Regions from separate parts of the Mus musculus genome. Here all the other regions are linked to region 1. A link is a loop called in an ENCODE intact Hi-C map of the cell type or tissue named here. Cell type or tissue: heart. All regions are shown on one strand.

Evidence for each region. A loop is a pair of places that touch in the nucleus more often than their neighbours do. Peaks named below come from ENCODE experiments on the same cell type or tissue, not always from the same donor. Only the 100,000 strongest peaks of a DNase experiment are listed, where the experiment ranks them.
Region 2: a loop joins it to region 1, with 2.5 times the contacts of the local background. A loop is called at or near these places in 9 of 42 quality-filtered maps.
Region 3: it touches region 1 in a loop (2.3-fold over the local background); 6 of 42 quality-filtered maps call a loop at or near these places.
Region 4: a loop joins it to region 1, with 7 times the contacts of the local background. A loop is called at or near these places in 22 of 42 quality-filtered maps.
Region 5: a loop joins it to region 1, with 6 times the contacts of the local background. A loop is called at or near these places in 22 of 42 quality-filtered maps.
Region 6: it touches region 1 in a loop (9-fold over the local background); 25 of 42 quality-filtered maps call a loop at or near these places.
Region 7: it touches region 1 in a loop (2.7-fold over the local background); 3 of 42 quality-filtered maps call a loop at or near these places.

What each region holds. Positions count from the first base shown.
Region 1 is chr6:120,537,273-120,541,272 of GRCm38, reverse strand. No RefSeq gene overlaps it. Among named protein-coding and RNA genes, the nearest start is that of Hdhd5, 8.0 kb to the right of the region's middle. In heart, a CTCF peak has its summit at 2,058 (motif pointing left); DNase peaks (open chromatin) are centred at 1,192 and 1,812; H3K4me3 peaks cover 976 bases; H3K27ac peaks cover 1,286 bases.
Region 2 is chr6:120,595,967-120,599,966 of GRCm38, reverse strand. No RefSeq gene overlaps it. Among named protein-coding and RNA genes, the nearest start is that of 1700072O05Rik, 43 kb to the right of the region's middle. In heart, a CTCF peak has its summit at 1,875 (motif pointing left); no DNase peak of the experiment used is centred here.
Region 3 is chr6:120,601,675-120,605,674 of GRCm38, reverse strand. No RefSeq gene overlaps it. Among named protein-coding and RNA genes, the nearest start is that of 1700072O05Rik, 49 kb to the right of the region's middle. In heart, a CTCF peak has its summit at 2,020 (motif pointing left); a DNase peak (open chromatin) is centred at 1,564; H3K27ac peaks cover 1,151 bases.
Region 4 is chr6:120,664,302-120,668,301 of GRCm38, reverse strand. It overlaps Cecr2 (CECR2, histone acetyl-lysine reader), which reads right to left and starts at 1,988. Exons shown (of 19, transcript NM_001368706.1): 1 at 1,595-1,988. The coding sequence starts at 1,720. In heart, a CTCF peak has its summit at 2,348; DNase peaks (open chromatin) are centred at 1,101, 2,051, 2,201 and 2,711; H3K4me3 peaks cover 3,767 bases; H3K27ac peaks cover 3,018 bases; H3K27me3 peaks cover 48 bases.
Region 5 is chr6:120,672,509-120,676,508 of GRCm38, reverse strand. The region is part of intron 1 of Cecr2 (CECR2, histone acetyl-lysine reader); the gene reads right to left. Among named protein-coding and RNA genes, the nearest start is that of Cecr2, 8.2 kb to the right of the region's middle. In heart, CTCF peaks have their summits at 1,422 (motif pointing right) and 2,186 (motif pointing right); no DNase peak of the experiment used is centred here.
Region 6 is chr6:120,735,090-120,739,089 of GRCm38, reverse strand. It overlaps Cecr2 (CECR2, histone acetyl-lysine reader), which reads right to left. Exons shown (of 19, transcript NM_001368706.1): 6 at 1,942-1,991; 7 at 765-934. Among named protein-coding and RNA genes, the nearest start is that of Slc25a18, 37 kb to the left of the region's middle. In heart, CTCF peaks have their summits at 2,168 and 2,371 (motif pointing right); no DNase peak of the experiment used is centred here.
Region 7 is chr6:120,646,264-120,650,263 of GRCm38, reverse strand. No RefSeq gene overlaps it. Among named protein-coding and RNA genes, the nearest start is that of Cecr2, 18 kb to the left of the region's middle. In heart, a CTCF peak has its summit at 2,376; a DNase peak (open chromatin) is centred at 1,833.

The DNA.
Region 1 (4,000 bases):
GTTCCAGGAAAGAAATCAGTTAACCTGTGTCAGTTAACTTTACTTTTTGTTCTAGTCTTTGATTCGTGGGTTATATGAGAGGAAATTATAGCCCCTCCCACCCCCCAGCTTTTATCCAAATTCTGAATAAGATTCTTTTTCTTTGCTGATTTGTCTGAACCTTCTTTGGAATGGAGAGACACTGAGGTGGCGGGTTTATTGGCTCATGTGCCCAGTAACACGGTTTAGATTCCAAATGAATTATGTCTTAGTGTTACCATTGCTGGGCTGAAACACCATAACCACAAGCAAGCTGGGGAGGAGAGGCCTTACTTGGTTTCCACAGTGTTGTCCATCATTGGAGGAAGTCAAACAGTAGGAACTCGGAGGCAGGAGCTGATGCAGAGGTCATGGAGGGATGCTGCTTACTGGCTTGTTCCCCATGGCTTGCTCAGCCTGTTTCTTATAGAATCCAGGACCACCAGGGATGGCAACATTAGGCTGGACCTTCCCCCATCAATCACTAACTAAGAAAATGCCCTATAGCCAGGTGGTGGTGGTGGTGGTGGTATGCACACAAGAGGCAGGCCAATCTCTGATTTTGAGGCCATTCTCAAACTATAGCGTGATTTCCAGGACAGCCAGGAGTACATGAAGAAACCCTGTTTTGAGACACACATACACACAACCCAGAAAAGAAAAGAAAAGAAAAGAAGAGAAGAGAAGAGAAGAGAAGAGAAGAGAAGAGAAGAGAAGAGAAAAGAAAAGAAAAGGAAAGAAGAAAGGAGAGAAAGAAAAATCCTCGACAGCTGGATGGATAAAGAGGCATTTTCTTAATCCCTCCTCTCAAATGATTTTAGCTTGTGTCAAGTTGACATAAAACCATTCAGTACAAATTCCATTTCCCAGGTTTTGAATGCGGGACTTCCCACCTCCGAGACCGGTGCTGCACCGCTGAGCCACATCCCAGCCCATAAATAGTATTTTTACAGGTATTGCTTGCTTAAAATAGTAGCCATCCTAAAAATACCCTGCCCTCCTCTGTCCTTCCTCTGTGTGGGAAGGGTGTAAATAAGACGTTTGGCAGCTGAACGGTTCTGGGGCGTTGGGAATAGGGTGAAAGGGCAATGAGGTTGCTTTGCTTTCAGAAACACTGGCTCGCCGAGGCCAGGCTAGCCCAACGCTGGCCCGCTTTCTATCTTGCCCAATCGCTTCCTCCTCCAGCCTGAGCAGAGTCCTCAGCCAGCCTTCCAAATGACCTATATGTGTCATTGTCTGGAGACCTCTTTAGGGAGTGGCCTGTCCCTGTCCTTGTTCAGTTGACTTCCCTGAGAGTTAAGCAGGAAAGAGGTCCTGGGAGCATTTCCAGATCTCAGAGCTGGAGCTGTCAGAGGAGAGAAAGATCCTCCAGGCTAGCTAACCTCTTTGTGTTTTGATGGCTCCCGCGGCTGCACAGTGGGTGTCAGAAGGCTTGCTGAAGCTGGGTTTTATTGCTGTTTTTCTTCTGGGTTGAGGTGCTCTTCTGGGGTTCTCCCAGACTAGTTTCTACATAAAGGGGAGGGGGACAGTTGGAGGAGGGCAAGATCACTCTCTTGCTTACATTGCTGGTGCCCTTTCTGCCCTAGGGCAAGGCCACACACGCCTCCCTTGCTTGTGAAGCCAAAATGCCTCAGTTCTGATAGGAGCGGCTATTTTTCTCCAGGGACAGCTGACCCTTACTCTGACCTCTGGCTCTCCTTTGGCCATGTCCAACCCCGGAAGCATCCTCGATTTCCTGTTCCCTCCCTCACCAAGGAGGAAAGGCCCTTGAAGCCCAGGCCCTCTGCGCAAGAGTCTTCCCTTTGTCCAGGGTCCCCTGCAGAGTTCAGCCCCAGTAACCTCCCGCAGCCCAGCCCCCTCCCACCGACCCCGGCTTGCAGACAGCTGTGGCCCTCTGCGGAAATGGCCCGAGACGGCAGCATGTGGACAGCAAATGGCGACTAGTGAGATCTGAGCACCGCAGGAGGGACCCTGGCTGAGGCAAGCTGCTCAGGTCACCTGTAGCTGGCGGGCTGCGGGCTGTTGCTGCCCTCTTGTGGTCGAGAGCAGAACCACAGGACTGCTGCCAATAAGAGAAAGCAAAGTATCCTTATTTTCAGATGATAGGATTCTATACATGAGACCTTAAAGACTCCACCAGAACTGTCTGAGAACTGATGAAGATAAACACTCCTAACAAAATAGCAGGACATAAAATTCATGTATACATGTCTTTAGGCTTCCTGTATATCAATAACAAACATGGCGAGGAAGAAACCAGGAAAATCAATCCCTCTTGCTCTTGTAAACTAAGCCTGAAGATCTGAATTCATTCCTCCAAACCAAGATAGTGGACGACCAGAACCAATTCAGGCAAGCTGTTCTCTGGCCTATACACATACACTGCCACAGGCATGTGCCCTTTTACACACCCCCCCCCCACACACACACACAAATGACGGATAGATAGATAGATGCAAAACTTTAAAACAGGGGAGGGGTGGAGAAATGGCTCAGCGGTTAACATCACTGGCTGCTCTTCCAGAGATCCTGAATTCAATTCCCAGCAACCACATGGTGGCTTACAACCATCTGTAACAGGATCCGACGCCCTCTTTGGGTGTGTCTGAAGACAGCTGCAGTGTACTCATATATATAATATTATTGTATATTATATATATACCTCTTTTTTAAAAAAACTTTGAAACTGTCTAAAACTTTAATACACCTTTGAGTAAACCTAAGGAACTGAATGTCTTCTATGATGGAAACTTTAAAATGAGAGAAACTGAGAGGGCTTGAGAGATGGCTCAAAGGTTAAAAGTACTGGCTCTTCTTCCCGAGGATCCAAGTTCAATTCCCAGCACCTACGTGGCAGCTCACAGCTGTCTATAATTCCAGTTCCTGAACTTCTGACACCCTCGCACAGACATGCATGCATGCAAAACTCCAATGTATGTAAAATAAAAATTAAAGAGAGAGAGAGAGAGAAGTTGAAGAAGTCAGAGGATGGAAAGACCTGTCATACCTCTGGATTGGAAGAATTAATACCGTGAGGGTCTTCTAAAAACCACCATGGATTCAGTGCAACCCCCATCCATCTCCGGAGATGTATTTTTGTTTTTGTTGGAGACAGTCTCTCTCTCTCTCTCTCTCTCTCTCTCTCTCTCTCTCTCTCTCTCTAGGTTTTTCAAGACAGGGTTTCTCTGTGTAGCCCTGGCTGTCCTGGAACTCACTCTGTAGACCAGGCTGGCCTCAAACTCAGAAATCTGCCTGACTCTGCCTCCCAAGTGCTGGGATTAAAGACATGTGCCACCATGGCCGGCTGGCTTCTGTTTCATAGCTATTTCAGACCCCACATGCATTAGCTTTCAATAATTCTGTTTGGGCTCTGTCCCATTTCTAAGTTTAGGGTAGCTCTGTATAGTTGTCTAGTCTTTTTTTTGGGGGGGGGAGTGCGGTTTTCAAGACAGGGTTTCTCTGTATAGCCCTGGCTGTCCTGGAGCTCATTTTGTAGTCCATGCTGGCCTCGAACTCAGAAATCTGCCTGCCTCTACCTCCCAAGTGCTGGGATTAAAGGCGTGCGCCACCACGCTCAGTTTATAGTTGTCTAGTCTTAAGTCCATTTTTGTAATATATCATTTTCTTTAAAAGTTTCCCATCCTTTCCCCACTTCTGGACACAGGAAATAGTATATTCTCTCTCTCTCTCTCTCTCTCTCTCTCTCTCTCTCTCTCTCTCTCTCTCTCTCTCTCTCTCTCTCTCTGACAGTGTGACACTATACAATCCTGGCAGCCATGTCTAGCCAGGCAACAGTGAATCCTTTTTAAAGTCTTTCCTCGTTTGTAGTAATTCATCTTGGTCTAAGGTTCCTAATCCAGAATCTATATTTACAGCATGGTCTCTGTCGACTCTCGATTTTGATGAAGTCACTGTGAATGCTGCCCACCATTGGAGATGACTTTCAGGGGAAGAGGCACGGGGTTGAAACAATGCTGACTGT
Region 2 (4,000 bases), 59 kb before region 1:
CACACACACACACACACACACACACACACACACACACACAAAGTACACGAGAGCAGTGGTGGAATTCTCTCTGTTATTGTCCTTAGATTTTTTTTTAAATGTGTATTAGCGCTTTACCTCCATGCATGAATGTATTATATGTGTTCCTGGTACCCATGGAGGCTAGAAAAGCGTATCGTATACCCTGTTTGTGAACTACCATATGGTTATGGGAAACCTAACCCTGGTCCTCTGCAAGAGCTTTTTTTTTTTTTTTTTCCCTAGACAGGGTTTCTCTGTGTAGACCTGGCTATCCTAGAACTCACTCTGTAGACCAGGTGGGACTCAAACTCAGAAATCTGCCTCCCAAGTGCTGAGATTAAAGTCGTGTGCCACCACTGCCCAGCCTCTGCAAGAGCTCTTAATGACCGAGCCATCTCTCTAGCCCTAGAATTGAAGTTGTGAAGAGCATGGCCTCTGCAGAGCGCAGGACTGTTTGAGGAGTACACTTTAGGCTACTGTCTCAGTGATGGGCTGGCCTGGGGCAAAGAGAGAACAGGAAAAGGCCAAATTCAAACCCCTAAGATTATCCACAAGGAGGGATGGAAGGCCTTCCTTGAGCTTGCCAAGGAACCAGACGTCTGTTTTTCTGTGGAGAAATTGCAAACAATGTGCCACTGATGGGGACAACGCGCTAGGCTTCTCCAGGTGTCCCTAAGTTTTTTGTTCTGTTGTGCTTTGAGATAGAAGGGGGTCTCATAATGTAGCAAGGCTGGCCTTCCAGTTTCTGATCCTCCTACACCAGCCTTGGTGTTTTTGTTAAGGTGTCTGAGTTAGGATGTCTTTTGAGTGCAGGAACTTGACCGGTGATTCGGTGTTGGATGCATTCTGGTTCTGGCTAATTCTCTTAACACCAACTTCTTAGAGTAGTCAGGGGTCAGAGGTTGAAACTGGCTCCAGGCTGACCTAAACTCACAGTAACCCTCCTGCCTCAGTCTCCCATATTCTGGGATTATGGGCACGAGGTCTTCCTGACCCCATTTAACTGCACCTTCCTCTCCCCTTCTGTGCCCATTTTCTTGCATTCTAGCTTTTTTCTTTGTGTGCCATCCTTTCTCTCTGTGACTGTGCTTCCATGTTTAGCGCTGTCCACTCCTACCATACCATAAGCACCCCCTGAGCAGGGGTGGATGTGTTTATGCCAGCTGGCTTCATGGTCATGGATTCATTCTGCCCTGGGATCCCCTCTATCCCAACCTTGACTGTTTGGTACTTGGTGTTCCTGGGTGGGGCTGTCAGGAATGTTCTGGAACAAAGCCTCACCAGGTGAATGCTACTGGAGACTCCCTGTGATTCATCTCTGCTTGGCTTTCAGTAGGAGGGTGATGCAAACAACAGACCTTAGGGCCTTTGCTGATCCAGAGCAGAGGGAGGGGCAGGTGACTTGTGAGGCCAGGGATGGCAGAGTAAGGGATATTCCAGGGAGAACGACTACTCCTCTCTGCCTCCTCCCATTCTCCTTGGAAATACACCTGAAATGCCTGTCCCTGCTGAAGGTTACCTAGGAAAAGAGGAAAAGGTTACCTCGCCAAACTGCTAAGGTGTGTGATTGGCTGATGCCCAGTGTCAGATGTCTTCCAGCCCTAGATCTGGGGAACAATGCAAGTGGCAGATGTCTGCCCCCAAGCCTCCAGGATACAGGTGGCATCTCCCACCATGGCCTGTGTATGATGCCTCACAGGGTGGAGGGCTCTGCCACGGAAAGAAGGGATGGCTGCCCCAGAAGGAAGAAAGGGACAGAGCTTGAACGAGTGTCTCAGAAAGTGCAGAGATTAAATTTCTCTCTCTGGGAATTTGGAATCCCAGCTCTGGGTAAATGGGGTGCTGCCCTCCTCTGGATGGAGTTGGTACCCCTGTATTCCCCTTTTCCCTACCCTGCCTGGTGGGCAGGCATTTGGTGTTTTTTCCCTAGGTAGAATGCAAGAGCACTTTGCATTTATAAAACTTCAGACTAGGGCTGTGGATGTAGCTCATCTTCAGAGTCTCGTCTAGCATGGGACACAGCCCTGTGTTTGGTTGTTAGCCCAGTGTAAATCAAGTGTGGTGGTGCACACCTTCAATCCCAACACTCTGTAGATGTTAACATTTCCTCTAGGCTCCGCCCAACAGTTACCTAGCAACAGCCACCAGGTAGGCACCTGCTAGTTACTGCTGCTCTCTCCATCTTTCCTTTTCTTCCCTCCCTTCCTTTCTCCCTCCCTCCCTCCTTTCCTGCCCCCCTCCCTCCCTCTCTTCCTCCCTTTTCTCTGTACCCACCCTTTCCTTCTCACCAATAAACCTTTATATTACATCTATTTCCTCAGGGGGATACCTTGGCCAGGGCCCCCAAGGTGCACCGCATCACCATCGCCACTGCCGCAGTTTTAAAATACATATAACAGAAGTTGCAGGCAGGAAGATGAGGAGTTCAAAGAAATCCTAAGTTTATTAGTCAGGGTTTTCAAGAGGAACCGAACTAATGGGCTACATACATACTACATACATACGTACATACTTAACAATAGCAGAATCATACCAGGGAGCTGGGAATGTGGTAGTTCCTAGATTCTTTTTTTTTTTTTTTTTGATTTTTCGAGACAGGGTTTCTCTGCGTAGCCCTGGCTGTCCTGGAACTCACTCTGTAGACCAGGCTGGCCTCGAACTCAGAAATCCACCTGCCTCTGCCTCCCAAGTGCTGGGATTAAAGGCGTGCGCCACCACGCCCGGCCAGTTCCTAGATTCTTGAGGCTGCCTTAGCAGTTAGAGTGGTCGGTCCCACCATGACTGTTTGTCACAGGGATGGGTGGGGGTGAGGGGAATTGAAAAGTAGAAGAGGCAATCGGTTGTTGGTCAGTCCACAGGCTGAACCCCACTCCCCCAGTAATCCCAATCTGGTATAAAAAGCCGAGAAGTTTCCCAGCAAGCCATTGGTCCCTAGTCCAAAAAGAAAGCTTGGAGACTGGTTCTGCTATCAGTGAGGGCTCAGCAGCAGCATTGGGGCAGATCAGCCCAGCAGCAAGATGGGAGGCCAAGCTTGCCAAAGGAGTGATCTTCCCTCTGCCACACTCTTCTTATCTGCTTGAAGGTGAAGCCCACATCCAGGAGGGTCCACGGAAGTCAGCCAAGGCAGTCAGCACAGTTCTATGGGCCATTGGAATTTGTGGCAGGTTGATATTCCAACCAGCCATAATACCCAGCTACTTAGGAGACCAGCCCAGGACATATGAAACCCTGTCTCAAAACCAAATACTACCAACCAGTCTAAACATCTTCAAATCACAACATTTGTGACTCAGGGAGTACAAGTCAATGACGGGCAAGGTTTCATACCCAGCGCTAAACAAACAAAGCATCAAATCCCAGGACCATTGGATAGGTGAGACCCAAGAGAAGGAACCAAGAGAAGGAAGGAAATGAGGTCATCGTTAAAGAAATGTTCATTTTTCTCAGAAAACCATGACAACTGGAAAAGCAAAATGTCAACCACACAGCAGGGAAGCACAGTCACCCAGACTTTGGGTCAGAGGTCCTGGAGGTCAGAGAACATGGCCACACAAGGAGGGAGGCAGCCACTCCCAGGCTTTCTGGGATGACATTCTGACTCGAAACTCTCACAATCCTCTTTGGCCTGTGTCCTTCCCTCCGCTGGCTCACCACTGACATCAGGTTACCCTCCTTACTCCCAGGTGGCAAGGCTGGTAGTGTCTGGACATTAACAAAGCAACCAGCCAGGGCATATGCTACCGTGTGGTTGCATGGTCCACTTGGCTATAGATGCTGAATCCTTTCAAACCTCAGGTTTTTCCTTTATGCCCTGAGGCTACAGCAGGTAATTTAATTAGGAAAAAAAATCGTTGTTGTGGTTTGGGGCAAGGTTTCACTCTGTAGCCCCAGGTTGGCCTCAAATTTTTGTACAGATTCCTGCTTCTGCCTTCCCTGCTGTTGGGATTACAGGCAAGTGCCTCCAGACCTGTCTGTAATA
Region 3 (4,000 bases), 64 kb before region 1:
AAGCCAGCTGGGCATAGGGGCAGAGATAGGGTGCTTGCCTGGTGCGTGTGACGCCCTGCCCTGCTTTTAATTCCTAGTACTGCTGTAAGAGATACTTTTTAATTTATTAATTTCATTAATTAATAATTTATTAATTTATGTAGGTTAATTATTTATTTAGGTTTTTTGAGTCAGGGTTTCTCTGTGTTGCCCTGACTATTTTGAAACTCACTCTGTAGACCAGGCTGGCCTCTAAACTTACAGAGATCCTCCTGTCTCTGCCTCTGGAGTGCTGGGATTAAAGGCATTTGCCACCACCACCCAGCTAGGTACATAATTTTTAACAACTGGACATTCTGGTGGCCCCACACCTGTTATCTTAACACTTCAGAAGGGAAGGCGGGAAGTGCGGTATTTCAAAGCCATTCTTTGTCAAACAGTGAGCTCCAGACCAGCCTGGGAAATACAAAAAGTCAAAATAAACTGCAAACAGGGGTGGGGGTAGTGATGCAGATACATCATCTCTACTTGCCCACCATGCATCAAACTCTGGGTTTGATCCCTGGAACAAAACAATTAGAGATGTGTAAATTCTTTTTATTCTTTTCTTTGACTGTAATCGCTGTTTGATCTTGGGTTTTGGTTTGAAGTTACACAGTAACAATAAGAATGCAGTGTGTGTGCGCGCCGTTGCTCTTTTGATTTTGTTTGCTTGCTTGCTGCATGGTGCATTTAGTTACCCTTTATTTGGAGATAAGGCATCCGAGCGTGCTAAAATTGTCACTTGCTAGTGAGATAAACATCAGTTATTGTCACCTTGTCCTCTAGATGGTGTGGCAGATTTTGTGAAGGGCAGGCCTCATTGGAGTTCAGCTTTAAACAAAGTGAAGGGGTGTCCCGTCAAGGATATTTTAATTGGCTGTCTGCATTGTGTACAGTCATTAGATAATTGTCAGCCTGTCTTTCAGCTCCTGCTGTACAGACTGGCTGTGGAAGACAGCCTGTGGGAAAGAGATTAGGGAGGTGAGAGCCCATGGGGCTGCAGACACAAGCTACCACAGCCAGCCAGGGGGCCAGATGAGGAGACAAAGAGCCTGGAGCTGGGGAAGAAAAAGGCACTGGGCACTTTGGAGGACACAGGAAGGACCTGGGCTGGATGCAATGTTGGAAACTCCCTCAGGAGTCAAGGCCCTGAGCTGGGAACAGCTCAGCTGGTAGAATGCTCACCCACAATTTACAAAGCTCCATTTTGTATCTCAGAATAAACTGGGTGTGGTGGCAGGAACATTGGGTGTTCAAGATAGGCCTCAGCTTTACAAGGAGATCAAGGCCAGCCTGGGCTACAGGACAGCCTTATCTGAGCAGGGAGTGGGAGGGAGGAAAGAGAATTCAGAAGCCATAGAAGCAGTTGTTCAGGAAGAGCTGCCTACTAGGGAAGTGACTGGTGCCTGACACAAGATGACTCAAGTTGTACAGCCAAGAAATTAGAAAAACAGGCAAGGATTTGGAGTGAACTAATTCCCACTATGTGAGAGAGTGGCGTGGCGGGAACATTCTAGTCCTAGTGTTGAGCTGGCCCAGAAGGGAGAGTTCTCCAGGAAGTAGTGACCTCGGTGGGAGGAGACTGAACACTAGCTCACAGCAGGGCAAGGGAGAGAGGCTAAGATCACACTGGGAACAGAGGTTGTGAATGCCAAAAGGATTTAGGGCTGGCTCCCGAAGCCAGAGACCCTGGACTCCACCTCAGCCCTGAAACTAAGAAATAGCCAAACAGAAGCTAAAGAAAAAGCCCAGCAGTGGCCATCACTGCCTTTAATCCCAGCAGATGCAGGCGGATCTCAATGTGTTCGAAGCCAGCCTGGTCTACAGAGTGAGTTCCAGAACATCCAGGGCTACACAGAGAAACCCTATCTTGGAAAAAAAATTAATGAATTAACTAAAGAAAAATACAAGCCTGGTGCTGGAGGGATGGCTCAGTGGTTGAGAGCACTGGCTACTCTTGCAGAGGAGCTGGGTCTGATTCCCAGCAGGGGATCCAGCGCCCCCTTCTGGACTCCAAGGGCAGCAGGCATACAAAGTACACAGACATACATGTAGGCAAAACACCCATGTGCATAAAATAAAATAATAATTAAAACAAAGCAAAGAGCATTCCTAGTGGCTGATCCCTCATATTTGTCTGTTGAATAAAGTTTTTAAATTTTTAAATTTAATTTAATGTTATGTGTGTATGTTATCTGCATGCATGCATGTCTGTGCAACATGTCTGCCTGCTGCCTTCAGAGACAAGAAGTCATGCAATCCCCTGGAAATGGAGTTAACAGATGACTGACAACTGCCCTATGGGTGCTGGGAATAAAACCCAGATTCTCTGGAAGAGGATCAAGTGATCTTAATCCCTGAGTCATTTTTCCAGCCCCCAAATAAAGTTTTATTTGAAAAAGATCATTTCTGGCTGGGCAGTGGTGCACATGCCTTTAATCCCAGCACTTGGGAGGCAGAGGCAGGTGGATTTCTAAGTTCGAGGCCAGCTTGGTCTACAGAGTGAGTTCCAGGAAAGCCAGGGCTACACAGAGAAACTCTATCTCAAAAACCAAAACCAAAACCAAACCAAACCAAACCAACAAAAAAAATCATTTCTGGAAATGGCAAGACTGCTCAGTGCATAGTGATGTTTGCTGCCAAACCTGATGACCTGGGTTTGAGCTCTGGAACCCATATGGTAGCAAGAACCAACTTCCAAAAGTGGTCCTCTTGACCTTCACACACATGGAGTGTGCATATGCATACACAAAATAAGTGTAGAAAAACGAATGAATGAACACCCCAACTTTTTTGGGGGGGTTTTTTCGAGACAGGGTTTCTCTGTGTAGCCCTGACTGTCTTGGGACTCACTCTGTAGACCAGGCTGGCCTCAAACTCAGAAATCTGCCTGCCTCTGCCTCCCAAGTGCTGGGATTAAAAGCATGCGCCACCACACCCGGCCCAACACCTCAACTTTTAAAGGAAAAAAAAAAAAAAGAACATTTCACATTTCAGCCAAGTAGTCAGTGGTACACACCTTTAGTCCTAGCAGTTGGGAGGCAGAGGCAGGTGGATTTCTGAGTTTGAGTCCAGCTTGGTCTACAGAGTGACAGAGTGAGCTCCGTGACAACGAAGGCTACACAGAGAAACTCTGTCTTAGTACACACACCCAGAAAGAAAGAAAGAAAGAAAGAAAGAAAGAAAGAAAGAAAGAAAGAAAGAAAGAAAGACAGAAAGACAGAAAGAGAGAGAGAGAAAGAACAGAAAAGAAAAGAAAAGAAAGAAAAGAAAAGAAAAGAAAAGAAAAGAAAAGAAAAGAAAAGAAAAGAAAAGAAAAAAAGCATTTCTGAAATCCAACCCCTCTTAATTTCATCTACTAAAAAAGAGGTCACTCAACGGGTAGTGATGGCGCACGCCTTTAATCCTAGCACTTGGGAGGCAGAAGCAGGCAGATTTCTGAGTTCGAGGACAGCCTGGTCTACAGAGTGAGTTCCAGGACAGCCAGGGCTGCACAGAGAAACCCTGTCTAAAAAAAACCAAAAAAAGAAAAAAAAAAAAGAAAAAAAAAAAGAAAAGGAAGGAAAGAAAAAAAAAAGAAAGAAAAGAAAAAAAAAGAGGTCACTCTAGCTAGGGATGAGGCTCAGTTAGTAGGATGCTATCTTAGTGTCTCAGTCACTGTTCTATTGCTGTGAAGAGACACCAGTAAGTCTTATAAAAGGAAGCATTTAATTGGGGGCTTGTTTACAAGTTTCAGAGGCTTAGACCATTTTCATCACAGCAGGGGAGCATGGTAGCAACACAGACAAGTATTGGAGCAGTAGTTTCAAGATAGGATCTCACTGTGTAGCCTTAGCTGTCCTGGAGCTCACAGAGATCTGACTGCCTCTGTCTCCTGAGTGTTAGAATTAAAGGCATACACCATTGCACTAAGTGTCTGAGACCTTTATATCTTGGTCCACAGGCAGAGAGAAAAGGAGAGACAGACAGAAAATGAGCA
Region 4 (4,000 bases), 130 kb before region 1:
CACTGCAGCCATTTTGAACAGCAGGATTTAATTAGACTACTCAAGATTTCAAACTAACTAAAAGGAAACACAGGACATCAGAATCATTAATCATCATCTCTTCCCCTTTAAGATTCCTCAAATCGTTAATCTTTGTAGTCCGATTTCATTACAAAATTTCATCACAAAAATGGTCCTTACACTCCTGTTCAAACTTTGTAAATAAACGCTTTGAGTTGCGTTTAATTGCCAAGTTTCATTTTCCTAAAGCCTGGAGAAGCCCACGACCTGGAAAATCCTACCAACCTTTTCACTTTGTTTTAAAGTCCCTCCAAAAGCCATCGAATGGCCCCAACTTCAGTCCACATTCCTCTTCACCTTCCTAACCTACACCCCTTGTAATCGGTTTAGATTTCCAATTTCGTTAACTTTGCAACACGAGGAAATTCCCACGCTTCATTCATAGAAGCAAGTGATATTTCTGCAAACACAACGGACTTTAAAAAATAAAGGTGTGCGAAGACCTCAAGAGTCAACAAATTAAAATCAAGATTCGGGGGGGGGGGGGGTGAAGAGGCAACCACAACGGTCAGACTTCCCAAATAAATTACTTTAATTTTGATTACTTCCATTGTAAAGGCAGTCACAAAACTGAAAACAGTAACTGACCAACAACAGTTTCTTGTACCTTTGTCCCAAGGAAGAAAAAAAAAAAAAAAAAGGGTGATTAAGTCCCTACAGACAGGAAAAAAAGCAACTCAACCTGCCAACCAATCAGTATTTCACAATTCCTTCCAAAAATAAATGCCAGGATGCTGCTTCGGACCATCTTATACATTCCGTTTCCCACACTCCCGCCACCGTCCTTGTCATTAGGACCCTCGGATTTTAGTCCAGTTATCACAAAGCCTCGGGTCTTGAAAGCACCTTCGGCCTGGCCAGAAAGCCATTCCTTTCCTCCTCGCTCGCCCGGGGGAATAATGGTGGCGAAATCAACTCAGAGAGAGAGCTCCCGGAATACGGACGGCTGCGCCTTCCTCCGTAGAGGAGCTGTTTTAAAAGGGAGGGGGGCCCAAACTTTCCCTCCACAGTCTCGGCGTCCCGAGCGACGGTGAGCGACGGGCGGTCCCACAAGGAGAACGCCCCAAGCCCAGGCCCCATCTGCGCCCGCCCGAAGTTGACTCGAAGCGCCCGAGAGTTACGGGCCTCCGCAAGTCCGCCAAGTGCGACCCGGGCGAGCGTCTCCCGAGCAACGCCGCCCCTGCCCGAGGCCGCTCCCGCCCCGCCGCTGTGGCCCCCGGCGCGTGAGCCCGCATCGCGTCCCGGTCCCCGCCTGAGCAGCTGCTCGCCGCCTCCGAGGCTCCAGCGGGGAGCGCGCGCGCACTCTCGCCCTCAGACCGGCCGAGAAGTCCCGGGAGAGCCCCGGGGTCCCGCGCCGACAAAAGCAGGCTCGACCCCCGCCGGCGAGAGCGCGCGGGGCCACGGGGAGCCCGTGCCGGCCGCCAGCCTCGTGCCCGCCGCCGAGCCCCCTCGCCGCCCGCACTCCGCGCCAAGTCGGCGGCCCGCGACTCCCCGCAGAGAAGCGCGGAGAAAGGGCGCAGCGCCGGCTACTCACCTCGATCTCGAAGTCGGGCAGGCGGAACGCCGTGCGAAAGAGCGAGCAGAAGTGCGCGATGGCCGGGACTTCCCACCAGGAGCGGAGCTCGCCCAGCCCGGCCGCGCCGCCTTCCTCCGGGCACATCTCCCCGCCGCGCTCGCTCACTCGCTCTCGCTCGCTCGCTCGGACTCCGGCCGCCGGCAGCGCCTCTCACTCAGCGCGCGGCGGCTCCCGCCGCTCGGCGTGAGCTCAAGCGGAGGCGCGGCCGGGCGGGGGGCGGCGGTCCGACTCGCTCAAGCGGCCGCTGCTCGGGCAGCCGGCGGGGGCCGCGCGCTCGCCCCGTCCCGCCGCGGCCGTGCGGCCGCCCCCAATCCCATACAATATAATCCACTCAGCGCTGAGGAAAACAGATGGGGCTGGGGGTGGGGAGGGGGCCCGGCAGAAACCTGGGAGGAGGGGCCGCCCACGAGGAGGGGGCGGGGCCGGCGCGCACCACAACAACAACCCCGCCCCCACCCCTGCGCGGACAGCTGCACCGAGGGCGGGGGAGGGGGAGCGGGCGAGCCGCGCCCGGGGAGGGGCCGCCCGTGACGCGGAGGGGCCCGCGCGCAGCCCGCGGGCGGCCGGGCGGGTGGGAGCCGCGCTCTGCCGTGCAGGTGTTTGGGGCCGGGGAGTTCGGCGACTTTGGTGACGGAAGACAATAAGGGTCTCTCCCACCCCCACGTGGCCTCAGTGGTCGAGTCCTTTTAAAGGGCCCGCGGGGTGGTGCTCTTGCTGGGGACTCGCTCCGGGAGTGCGCACGTGTGGGATTTCAGTTATTACTGCTGTGGAGGGTGGCGCGGGACAGAGCGAGTGGGACGTCCACGCTGGAAACCGGAGGCCCGGGGAAACGACGCGCTTTCCACCTGTTCTTTAGCGCTTTTTTATTTTTATTATTATTACTATTATTAGCCTATCTGAGAACGGGACTTAAGGGAGCGCTAAAGTGCCTCGCTTCTCCAAGGGAAGAAGGTGGTGGGGCTGGTTCGGCTGGAACCGAGTAGGATGGAGGGGTAGAGTGTGGCGGGAAGGGTGGAGTAGGGGGGAGGCACCAATCAGCAGCCTAGCGGGAAGAGCAATTTCCCCCACCCCAGGGAACGGACACGTGCAGCCGCCCTGGAGGAGACTGGCTTTGAGCCCTCTGACTGCCCTCGCCGGAGCGGAGCGCGGCTGCTGCGGGCGCGAGTGCTCACAATGTGGCTGGGAGGCTGGGGGATGGGGAAGAGCCTGGAGACTAAGGACGTGTGTCCGGGTGGGGGTGGAGACCTGCCCGGGCTGCGGGAATACGCTCCGAGAGGAAGGTGCTCGGACTTTAGAAAAGTTAACTGCTATTTAGGACGGTGGAATTCTGTCTAAACCGGAAGGGGAAAAAATCACCCCCGAAATAGCCCAGAAGTTTGGAAAAACTACGTTGTAGTAGCGCCTATTTGTATTGGTCATTTGCGCTTGAGCAGTTCTACTCTAAGAGTCCTGGCTGCTTCTTTAGTCCACCTCGCCAGAAACACCGCCCCTTAGGTGCACTCAAATTCGGCTGTTTAGATAGGTACAACCCTGGAAAGAATAATAGGGAGCGAGTTTGTGAGATAGATGTGTAAGTGGGAGGCCTGGCTCGTTCCTCCTCCCTCACCTATTCTAATTACTTTAATAACTAACCTCTTGTGTCTTTGTAAGGCAGCACTTAAAAACACTAAAATCCTTAAGTTATATATCCAAGTGTGCCTTTTGTGAGCCAACTAACCTTAAGATACTTCATCTTCCCTCACACTGCCCTGTAGGTGAGAGTTAGCAACCCCTACACGCTATCTATCCCATTTTTATTTTTAAAGTTTGTTTTTGAATGTTTTCAAAACGCAGCTACTCTGTAGATACCTCATGAATGGGGGTGGAGGGATACAGGAGGGCTCCGTGGAACTTTTTTGTGAGTCTGTAGCCCAGGCTGGAGCCTCCATGTTTGACTTGCCCTGAACTGCTGTGCTCTTCATGTATCACACCATTTTCCTTTGAAAAGGGTTGCATGAAGCCCAGACTAGGGAGCAACAAGCTCTCTGCACCTTGAACCAATCCTTCCTGCACTTGCTGGGTGCTGGGGTTACAGACACTCTGGGTGCTGTGGCGTTTCTTAACATACTTGTGTCAAAGCCATTATGTTCTGACTGTTTGTTTGATCCTTCCTCCCTGGTCTCCCTGATCCTCCTATCACTCACTTCCATCTTTATCTTTTATCATTATCTAACCTTCTTAGCTGGCATCTCAGTTGTCATTACTATAGCCTAATAATAATTAACAATACCAGAAAGCAGAAAGATAAGAGAGATTTGGCTCCTTCTTAATCACTGTGATATTGAGTGCTCGTTATACCCACTACTCACCCCCATTGTAACTTCT
Region 5 (4,000 bases), 140 kb before region 1:
GGGAAGCACCAAAGAACATGCTATCACTTATACCAGCCAAGTACCCTTCATAAAGGTCAGATGAGGTCAGAGACTTTAAACAAGAAAATGAATACTAGCTCTTGTGTATTGTTATGAAATTACATTTGAAACCTGTGTGTAGCTAATGAAGTACAAGACACAGGACACAACAACATTAATTCAAAGAACAGCGAGAGAGGAAAAAAAAAAGCTGCAGAACTTCACAGTTTACTTATATGAAGTCTGGGGTTTAGCACCACGATACAGGCCCAAAATTCTACCCCTCCTCCACAGTGCCCAGAACAAGCCCAGAGACATCAGGAGTTGAGCACAACAAAGGAATGAAAGAAAAAAACAAGGGAGGGTGTCAACCACTGAGACTCAGTTAAAAGAGAATGTTAAGAAGGTGCAGCAGGCTGGATGTGTGGCTCATGGCAGAGAGAGCCTGGCTTAGCATGTCCATCTTCAGGTTCCAGCCCAATGTGTGGGGGCAAAGGGAGGGGGAGGGGAGGGGAGGGGAAAGGGAGAAGGGGAGGGGCTACAAACAAGTGTCAAAAGCCATACATAGGTGAACATATCTTAAAATGTTTCATATCTTTCTTACTTTTATTGTTTTTCAAAACAGGCTTTCCTGGCTGTCCTGGAATTCACTCTGTACACTAGGCTGGCCTCAAACTCACACAGATCCATCTGCTTCTGCCTCCTAAATCCTGGGATTAAAGGAATACACCATCATAGCACTTCCTGTTTTATAGCTTTCTTCCAAGAAACTCAGAGCACTCCACAGAACTCTAAGACCAGTTTAATCACCATCACAATACCATCTTTCCTCCAAACCAAAATAACACATCACCAGGTATAGTGGCACATGCCTTCAATCCCAGCACTCAGGAGGCAGAGGCTCTATGGTTTTGAAGGAAATTTAAAGGCCCATCCTAGGGGAAAAAAAAAAAAAAGATAGAAAAGATAAAAAGGAAGAAGAAGCCAGGCAGTTGTGGCACACGACTTTAATTCCAGCACTTGGGAGCAGAGGCAGGCAGATTTCTGAGTTCGAGGCCAGGACAGCCTGGTCTACAGAGTGAGTTCCAGGACAGCCAGGGCTACACAGAGAAACCCTGTCTTGAAAAAACAAAAACCAACAACAACAAAAGAAAGAAGTAGGGATTGATAACCAAGTATCTGTTTACCAGATTTCTGTTTGGCATGTACAGTAACAGGGAGCAACTTCAACTTCCTTCAGAAGCTGGGTGCATGATTTTAATCCCAGGACTGGGGAAGTAGAAAGACAGGCAGAATCGAGGCTAGCTTGGTCTACCGGACTTGAAACACCAAGATTGTCAGGAGCTAAAGGCCAACCTAGACTACACAAAGTTATAGTTTGGCATCAACTACAATGAGATTCTGTCTTTTTGCCCTGCCTGAAGTGGCCAGGAGGTGGTAGCGCACACCTTTAATCCTAGCATTTAGGAGGCAGAGGCAGACAAACCTGAGTTTGAGACCAGCCTGATATACACAGAGCTAGTTCCAGGACAGCCAGCTCTTTGCAGACAAACCCCGTCTTTAAAAAATGGGGGGTGGGAGATAACATAACTCAAGACACTCATTCTCCAGAATCCCTCCAAATCTCACGCATATAACATCAGTTCAGTTTGAGAACAACAGAATTAGTGAAGATGTCAACCTTCAAAAGCTTCAGCCAGCCGGGCATGGTGGCACACGCCTTTAATCCCAGCACTTCGGAGGCAGAGGCAAGCGGTTTTCTGAGTTCAAGGCCAGCCTGGTCTACAGAGTGAGTTCCAGGACAGCCAGGGCTACACAGAGAAACCCTGTCTCGAAAAAACCAAAAAAAAAAAGTTCCAGTCAAAGAAGCTTATTTAGAAGCAAGTTTGCAGTGAAAAGAGAAAGAAATCCACATAATTCACACACATACCAAGCAAGTATGGACCTGCAGCTTCTATCTGGTACAAAACTAACTTGTAAAGTATGGAGAGTTGCTTTGAGTTAACCCATGGTATTAGCCACACTTAGAAAGTCCCTCCTAGAAGCCAGGAATCAATCATCTAGTCTGAAATTCCCATGCTACCAAAGTAATCTTACTAAGATGACACTTCGTGTCAAGGGCAAGTGAGAGCCATGATTCATGCCTTTTGAAAACGTGTTCCAGATTTGAAATGCGGTAGTAGAGCTGGCATGGCCAGTAGGAGGCAGCAGGTCCAGCTGTCTACACCACTACGTTTTGACTCTTCCATGGACAGAAGATGGCTTTCAACCCTCTGCTGCCACAACTCTCATTCTGGAACCTTAACACCCATGGAAGTCCACCTTTAGACTCTGTTATCAAGGCCTATACTACCCAAGTTGGATTTTACGTTTTCCTGTGTTCCAGAAAATGAAGCAAAGCTGAAGTTACAAAGCAAGCCAAATACCAAACCAAAATGGAGTGTCCTTCATGGATGAGAGACCAACCCTTCTGTAACTGTGGGAGATTCTCAACTCTCTGAAGCTCCCAGTGGTACAAAAGGAGGAAAAAAAAAAAATGGGGGTGGGGCCAGGAAACTAGAAAGCCTTTCTTTTTAAAAGGCTGGAAAAAAACAGAAAGATGAGCTTTCCCAAAGCTCCTTTACAAAAGGACATCCTCCACTTCAGGATCCCAAGATGCATCATGGATTTCCTCTTGTGCAACTGTCCTCCTCATCCCTCTATAGAGAAAGAGGATTCTGACTCTTCAAAAGGTAGAAAGCAGGAAGTTTTAAAAAGGATCTTCTGTGGACCAACAATATACAACTGTGTGGATGACAGCTACAGGTTGTGGTCAGCCCCAGGGACACAGTTCGTGTTTTCGGTTGAGGCTGGAGAGAAGCTTAGTAGGTAACAGCACTGGCTGCTCTTCCACAGGACCCAGGTTCAATTCCTAGCACGCACATGGTGGCTTGAAGCTTTCTGTAACTCCAACCTCAGAGGATCCTTTCTCTTCTGGCCTCTAAGGGCACAAGGTACAGATTTGTATGCAGACAAAACAAAGATACACATAAAAATAGTAATTTTTAAAAAATTGTTTTGTTTCTATTTTTGAGACAGGGTCTTTCATAGTCCTGGCTGGCTTAGATCTTACTACGTATGTGTAGCCCAGGTTGTCCTTGAATTCAAAAGAAATCCACCTGCCTCTACTCCAGAGTGCTGAAATTAAAGGTGTTCACTACCCCACCCATCTCTAAATAACTAATCTAAGTCATTTATCTCAGGTCCATTCAAATGCTATCTCAACATACAATCTCTATCCCTCTCTTAAATTGAAGAAGCCATTCCTTAGCATGACCCTGTGCAAGCCTCCCTGGACTTCATTTCTTACACCCTGTGACATACTGTATCATTTGTCCACTAAGAAGAGGGCAGGTGCTTTTGAAACTTAATTTTTATTAATTTATTTTGTATTAGCTGGACATGGTGGAACCCTTAAGAACAACTACTTGGGAGGCAGAGTCCAGCCTGTTCTACAGAGTGAGTTCCAAGAAAACCAGGGCTAAAAAGAGAAAGCCTGTCTCAGAAAATAGTAACAACTTTGTGTGTGTCTATGTGTGTGTGTAATATATGTATGCCATGGAACACATGTGGGGGTCAGAGGAAAACTTGAAGGGGTTGGTTCTCTCATCCTAATCATGTTTGGTTCAAGGGATAAAATTCAAGTCCTCACAGTTGGCAGCAAACTCCTTTATCCATTGAAGAATCTCACCCACCAAGAGAGCAAGTATTTTTGTGTTACACACATAGCTGTATCTCCATGAGCTAGTACCCTGCCAAGCACATAGATGCTTTATAAACATTTGTCAATAGGAATTATTACATTAACTTGACTCTCTGCACTTACTTCAGAAATTTTAAAAATATCAGACAAGGGGACTCATACTTAAAACCCAGCATTCCAGACGCTAAGTCAAGAGAATTATAACAAGTTCTAAGACAGCCTGAGTTACAGAGTAAAAACAACCCTGTCTCAAAAACA
Region 6 (4,000 bases), 200 kb before region 1:
TATATTATAAATAAATAAAAATACTAAGGAATAAATCATTGAACGCCAAGACTCCAGTGTCATCAGATGGAGCTCTAAGTGGGGCTTAACAAAATGTGTGTGTATGTGTGGGGGGATTGACACAGACAAAGATAGAGTGCACATGAGTGTAAGTACTCACAGAGTTCAGTATGAGCCTAGAGCTCGAACTACAAATAGTTTTGAGTCACCAAACATGGGTGCTGGGAACTGAATTGAATTTGGGTTCTCTGCAAAAGCAACATGCATGCACTTCTAACCCCCGAGCCACAATTTTGAATAACATCCAAAACATGAAAAGGGGGGCACAAAGTTATTTACTTGAAAATGTCATGTATAGGGTGTATGTAGACTGAAATATAGTTCGTAAAGTTTACACTCAGGTCAGAGAAACTACAAAACAGCTCAGGTGTAGTCAGGTGAGGAACTTTCACAGGTCTATAGGGACAAATGTTCAAAGGCTGACATTGTGAGGGCGAAATAGGTTAATTCCTAAAACGATCATTTTTCTTGGAGTGTGGGAGAGAGCAAACTTGGGCCAAGTTTTCTAGTAAAAGTAATAGGAAAACAAGAAAGCTGGTTCCAGTTTGCAAAAAGCCATTGTAAAGACTGCAGGCATTAGCCATGGACTTAGAAACATCATAAATGACACCAGGATAGGGAAAGCAGGTCCACACAGCTCCTACATTAACACCCAGTCCTATCAGGAAGGAACAGCATGGGCCTGAGCAGTAGGCAGGACCTACCTTCTGGGCAATCATGTTGCAAATTTCAGGCAGGAAGTCCTCGCTAAGGAGCTTGTAGAGTTGCCGCTCTCGGAGAGAGGTCCGCTCTCGGAAGCTCTCAGTGACCTGTCTCCATTCTTCTTCTGTTTGACACAGGAGCCACCAAGTACCTTGGCCTGGCCCTCGGGATCCTACAGAAAATGGATGGATTCACTAAAATAGAGCCTACACTAGACTTTTGTTCCTATTACCCTGGGTCATGACTCAAACAGAGGAATCATAAAAAAGGAGCTGCTAATCTTCTCAAGTCTGATAGCACGCTCTTTTCTTTCATAGAATAGGACCTCAATATGTTGCCTATGAAAGTGTTGAACTCCAGAGACTAAGTAAACCTCCTGCCTCAGCCCCAAAAGCATTGGGATTACAAGCACTTCACCCAGTGTCTAGAAAATAATATATACTTTTTTTTTGGGGGGGTGGGGTCTCATTATAGACTAGACTGGCCTTAAACTTGCCTACCTCTGCCTCAAAGTGCTGTGATTATTATACTTTTAGTTTTCCTATTATTATCATTGTTTGTAACCAGACAAATGCCTAGCAAAAACAAACAAGGAAAAACCCAAAACAACAACAAAACCCCTCTTATTGTGATTTAAAGAAAAATTTAACATTCTAGAAATGGTTAAAAATATATTATTTTTCTAGAAAAATGGTTTTGAAACTGAGATTGTGTACAAATTGGCTATTTCCTTCCAAATTTAAAACTTTTGGATACAGAATTAAGATCTAATCAAGGTGAGGTGTGGCATATTCCTTTAATCGCAGCACTTGGAAGGCAAAGGCAGGTGTCAAGCTGGTCTATAGAGTCAGTTCGAAGAAAGCCAGGGCTACACACAGAGAAACCTTGACTCAAAAAACTAAAATCTAATAATGCATTTATGTGTGTATGTATATACAAACATGCATGCATTCAATCCTTTCCAGGTCCCTAACTGCTTGTCTACGCAAATGTCTGTGGCATATACTGTGGCAGGTGACAGAACAGAACTAGTTCTCATCTTAAGTGTCTGAGATGGATGGCAGGGGAAAGGATGAAACAGGGAGCAACAAGCTGGAGGCAGTTGGAATCATCCTAATACAATGTATGACTGTAATATATGTATGAATCATGCTGAGAGACAGCAACAAATATCATTACCATTTCTTGTCTGTAGGTCAGATGTCAAGGAGTTTTCTTCCTGCTTTTCACTGAAAAACAAGAAAAAAGAGAAAATAATTAAAACACTCACATGCCCAAATTGTTTGTCTTTCTTGCAGGTGTGGATCCAGTAAACATAATGGTGGCTAGGACTGGAGTCTGTCAGAGTTCAAAGTTAGGAAGAATAATTCTAAAGAGAAATAAAACTAGAATGGATGGTGGGCTTGCTGCAGAGAACGGGAGTGCTGAGAGCCAAGTATCAAGGTTATGGTAGCACCACAATGAAAAGGGAAATGACAGTTGCGATTCTGGTGCTCTCTCGCTGTGGTTCTGGGCTACACTAGAAAGGAAGCTTACAGTTACACCCTTAGGAAGATGGACTATGAAACTGAACTGCCTCTGCTCAAGACTGTCACTTGCCAGTAGAGGGTAGTATAAGCCCATGTGTACCAATACAATGGTACAATGGTTCTATATCCCCAACATTAAGATAGGTATAAAACAGATTTCTGACTATAGAAGAATGTGTGGACTTCTCAGGAAATCCTTAAACAAATGCTCAATATATAGATCACAAGTGAGTACAGACACTTTCCAAAAGGAAGAAGGACCAGGCAGTTGTAATCTTAAATTTAACAGATCTTACATACTAGCCTAGCCATGTGATTTCTAAGAATTCTTCCCATTACCACCTTCTTGTTATTACAACCTTGCTATGTAGTTCAGGCTAGTCTGGAACTTAGGATCCTCCTGCCTTTGCCCCTCAAAGGACCTCCTTTCCCTCAGTCTCTCCTCCATTTTTGTCCCTGCAGTTCTTTTTGACAGGAATAATTAGCTGATCCGAGGCAGTTATATATACATATACAGCAGAGGACTGCCTGGTCTGGCCTCAATGAGAGATGATGTGCCTAACCTAGCTGGAGAGACTTGAGGCCCTAGGGGGTGGGGAGGCCTGGCAGAAGGGTGGAGGTGGCGGTGAGGTGCGGGTGGAGGCATTTTGTTGGAGACAGGGTGGAGGAGAAATGGGATGATGAGCTGTGTGTGTGTGGGGTGGGGGGGCAGAAAAAAAGAAAGAAAAAGAAAGAAAGAATGTAGGCTGGGGAGCTCCAGAGAACCTGGGGTCAGTTCCCAGCACCCACATAGGATAGCTCACAACTGTCTGTAACTCAAGGTCCAGTGGATACAACTCCCTCACACAGACATACATAAAAGACAAACACTAAATATGTACAAAAGAATAAGCAGATAAACTTTTTTTTTTTTTTTTTTGGTTTTTCGGTGTAGCCCTGGCTGTCCTGGAACTCATTTTGTAGACCAGGTTGGCCTCGAACTCAGAAATCCGCCTGCCTCTGCCTCCTGAGTGCTGGGATTAAAGGCACGTGCCACCACGCACCCCCGGCTACTTTTTTTTTTTTAAAAAGAAAGAAAACAGCTGGTCAAGCCACGTGAAGCAAGGCAGTAAGCAGCATGCCTCTATGGCATCTGCATCAGCTCCTGCCTTCAGGTTCCTGCACTGTTTGAGGTTCTGTCCTGACTTCCTTCAATGAACTGTGGCATCAAAGTGTAAGCCAAATGAACCCTTCTCTCCCCAATTTGCTTTTTGGTTATGTTGTTTCATCACGACAAGAGAAACGCTAAGATGGCCAGGTACCCAGGCACGGTGGTGCACATGTAATCGAAGTGTTAGGAAAGACAACCATGATCAAGGAGGACACCAACATCAAGTTCTGACCTCCACATGTCCACGCAACCTCATACTCACACAAAAATAGTAGACCTCCCTAAAAAGTAATGACATATAAAATATTTTATATATATTTTGTCATTGTGAATGTACATGTTCAAGCACCTTCTTTACTACAGTGGAAGAACTAAGCCAGATGGTGATGGCATACACCTTTAATCCCAGTACTAAGGAGACAGAGGTAGGTGCTTCAAGGCCAGCCTGGTCAACAGAACAAGTACCAGGATAGCCAGGGCAATAGAGATAGACACTGACGTTTAAAACAAAACAAAACCAAAAAACCAAAAACAAATACCCCACCTAAATCTGTAACCC
Region 7 (4,000 bases), 110 kb before region 1:
TAAGACAAGGTCTGTCTATGTAACTCTGGCCTTGAAATGCTACATACACCAGGCTGGCCTTGAATTGACAGAGGTCCTCTTGCCTCTCTCAGAGATTAAAGGACATTATGCCCACCTGGGGCCATTTGCTTCGTGATGATTAATATAGGAGGACCCAGCCACCTATGTGTAATGCCAAACCTGGATGGACTAGTAGTCCTGGGCTTCTAAGAAAGCAAGTTTAGAGCTAGACAGTGGTGGCACACGCCTTTAATCCTAGCACTTGGGAGGCAGAGGCAGGCAGATTTCTGAGTTTGAGGCCAGCCTGGGCTACAGAGTGAGTTCCAGTACAGCCAGGGCTACACAGAGAAACCCTGTCTCGAAAAACCAATCAATCAATCAATCAATAAATCAATAAATAAGAAAAGAAAGCAAGCTTAGCAAGGCCTGGGAGCAAGGCGGTAGACAGCAACATTTCTCTATGGCCCCTGCTTCAGTTCCTGCTCCAGGTTCCAACCTTGTTGGCTTCCCTCAATGTAATCTCTTAGCCAAATAAATCATTTCCTCCCCAAATTTGTTCTGGTCAATGAAACATGAAGCAAAGGAGAACTCAGTTGTAATGGAAAGCAAATGAGATCATTGTCTTTTCAGTGGTAGGGTTTGCTAGGTAAATACTTTAGTTTCTTTCTCTCTTTCTTTCTTTCTTTCTTTCTTTTTTTGGAGACAGGGTTTCTCTGTGTAGCCCTCGCTATCCTGGAACTCACTTTGTAGACCAGACTGGCCTCGAACTCAGAAATCCGCCTGCCTCTGCCTCCCAAGTACTAGGATTAAAGGCGTGTGCTACCACCCCTGGCCCCTTTAGTTTCTTTTTATAGCATATAAAAAAGAACTAATATTTCATTTTTCCTAAATATTTACTTTTTAAATCATGCAGAAGTAGTAGAATATGTGCTTCAAATGTGATTTTAAATATATATGTTGGGCTGGAGAGTCGGCTTAGCGGTCTGCCAGGGAATCAGGCTTCAATGCCCAGCTCCCAGATAGCAGCTTCACAACTGTCTGTAACTCCAGTTCCAGGGAGCTCCAATGCTCTCTTCTGGCCTGTGTGGGCACCAGGTATGCAAGTAGTGTACCGACCACATGCAGACAAACACCTCTACAAATAAATAAGAAAACAAACAAAACTTAGAAAGAGTAGCTGTGGGGAAGAAATCTGTCAGAGAAATCACTGATGTCAGCAGATGAGCATCTTTTTGTTTGTTTGTTTTGTTTTTGTTCTGGAAACAAGGCAAGAAGCCAGGCAGTGGTAGCATATGCCTTTAATCCCAGCACTGGGGAGGCAAAGCCAGGCAAGTGTCTGATTTCAGGGCCAGACTGGTCTTCAGAGGGAGTTCCAGGACAGCCAGGGCTACACAGAGAAACCCTGTCTCAATAAAACCAAACCAAACCAAACCAAACCAAACCACCAAGCAAACGAACAGAGGAAAACCAAGACAAGAGAGAAACCTTGCACGGTCCATTGGCTGTCATGTTCAGGTCTCTGGGCTTTGGCACAGGAGACTCCCAGCCTACAAACATCTGGGCGCTTTCCTGTGTCACGCTGCCTTTCAGTGGCTACAAAAACTATAAAATGACAAGATACAGTGGATTATGAATCAATACGAGATTTATTTACTCCCTGTTGATATTTTTTTTTCCAGTCAACCAATGGTTTTGAGAGAAAAGGATGATTCAAAACTGCTGGAAATTCTGTTACTCCAATCCCAAGATGACATAGCCACCTGTCTTCTCTTTCCTCATCATCCCTGGAACCAGACTCTGTCCGGATGTTAGTGCTGGGCCAGGACCCAAGATAAGCTGCCGCTGAGTGCAGCTCTTAGGTATGTTTATAAGAAGCGGGGCTGGTGATAGAAGGAAATGAAGTGGAAAGGAGCAGAACTGGGCATTACATCACTGAAACAGAAGTGTTGGAAGGGTAAAGATGGCCATTGTGCAAGCATGGCCAGGGAAGGGAGCTCTGAACTGAGTAAAATTTTGACCCGAATTCTGACTTCATGGTACGGATGCCTGAAAGCTCAGCCTCTGCCCTCAGAGGCATGCCCTCTAGGACATACCCGGGGGGGCCTGGCCATCACCTGATCGTTGTGGTTACCATGACGGAAAGTCACTACTGCAGGAGCCAGAGGCTTCTAATTTGGTCAATTCTAATTAAACAAAGAGTAATCTGCTTTGTTATAAATTTAGCTCATCTATCTTTAATTGAAGAGCAAGATAAGGGGTCTGGGGCTACAGCCCAGTTGCTAGAGTGCTTGCCCAGCATGCAGGATAAACCTTGGTTGGATCTCCTACACCCCATAAAACTGAGCACAGTTGCTGTAATCTCAGTGTGGGGAAGGTGGCAGCATTGGGCAGGTAGAAACTGGGGGAGTCAGAAGTTCAAGGTCAGCCTTGCCTACAAAGCAAGTCTAAAACTAGCCCAGGCTGTATGCAAGCCTGCCTCAAAGAAAGAATAAAAGCTGGGCTGGTGAGATGGCTCAGTGGGTAAGAGCACCCGACTGCTCTTACTGCTCTTCCGAAGGTCCAGAGTTCAAATCCCAGCAACCACATGGTGGCTCACAACCATCCGTAACAAGATCTGACTCCCTCTTCTGGTGTGTCTGAAGACAGCTACAATGTACTTACATATAATAATAAAAAAAAAAAAAAAAAAAAGAAAGAATAAAAGAAAGAGGAAAAGATCTTATTGCCTCTTCCGTCTGCTAAGCTGAGAGGATGCTGGTCACTGCCACCCTAAAAGCACCTCTTTCTCAGGATCACTTGTGTGGTGTTCATGTACTCAGAGCCAGACTTTGGTCTGGTATTGTTTGGCTCTCTTTCCTCAGTGCTATAGACTGAGCACCAGGCCTTACACACTTCAGTGTTCTATCACTGACATCCAAACCCCACCCTGGAATTGTTCATTATTGTGGTTCTAGCACCAAAAGCAGTGCTGAGCCATGGGGAAACCAAGCCAAACAAAAACTAAAACCAAGCATTCAAGCTTTTTTGTTTATTTGTTTTTCAGGACAAGGTTTCTCTGTGTGGCCTTAGATGTCTTGGAACTCATTCTATAAAACAGATTGGCCTCAAACTCAGAGATCCATTTGCCTCTGTCTCCCAAGTAGGATTAAAGGTATGCGTCACTACTGCCCGGCCTAAGGCTTTTTTTCTATACTTCTCAGAGTATTTAGCTCTAAATTAGAGTTATAGAGTTCAGTAAAACAGAGCTCATGTACTGCTGCAATTAAAGCCTAGCAAAGAAGCAAGCACTAAGTCAGGGATTAGCGTCTCCATATAGGCATGGTGTACTAAGAGCATACTGAAGGCTGTCCACACTGAACTTGCCAGCCAGCCAGCCAGCCAGTACCCCACTAGATCTTGAAGGACACTGTGCCTACTGGACATGGGGCAAAAGCAAAGAGGTGCAATATATAAAATAGCCAGGGAGTTTAGAATGCGGGATCAGGCATATTTCTGTTGGTTGCAGTGGAAGAGATAGGCATATTGGGGGCCTTTGCTGTCCAGTTCAGAGCTACAGCTTTGCCCTTGAAACATCTCAGGGAGCCACCGAATTTAATTTCTATGCAAGAGAATGCTGTAAACTGATTGGGGGGGGGGATCTGAAGATGTAGAACAGTAACAGGCCATGCTTAGGATACATAAGACCACGGATTCATGGATTTGATCCTCAGTATTGAAAACAACACAACAGCAGTCATTTATGTGATGGGGGGGGGGTCTAGTTTTTTTTATTGTTACTTTAGAGCATCATGTGTACATAAAACCCAGGTCCTCTCCAAGAGCAGCGAGTGCTCTTCCCTGCTCTGTCATCTCTCCAGCCCCCTCACTTTTCCACCTTATCCCCACTAGACAGGCGCTCTCATTGAACTTGGACTTACCATCGGCTGGACTGCCTGGCTCCCAAGTCCCAGGGATCCTGCTGTCTCCATCCCCTTATGCTGGGCATCCAGAGCTGTGCCAC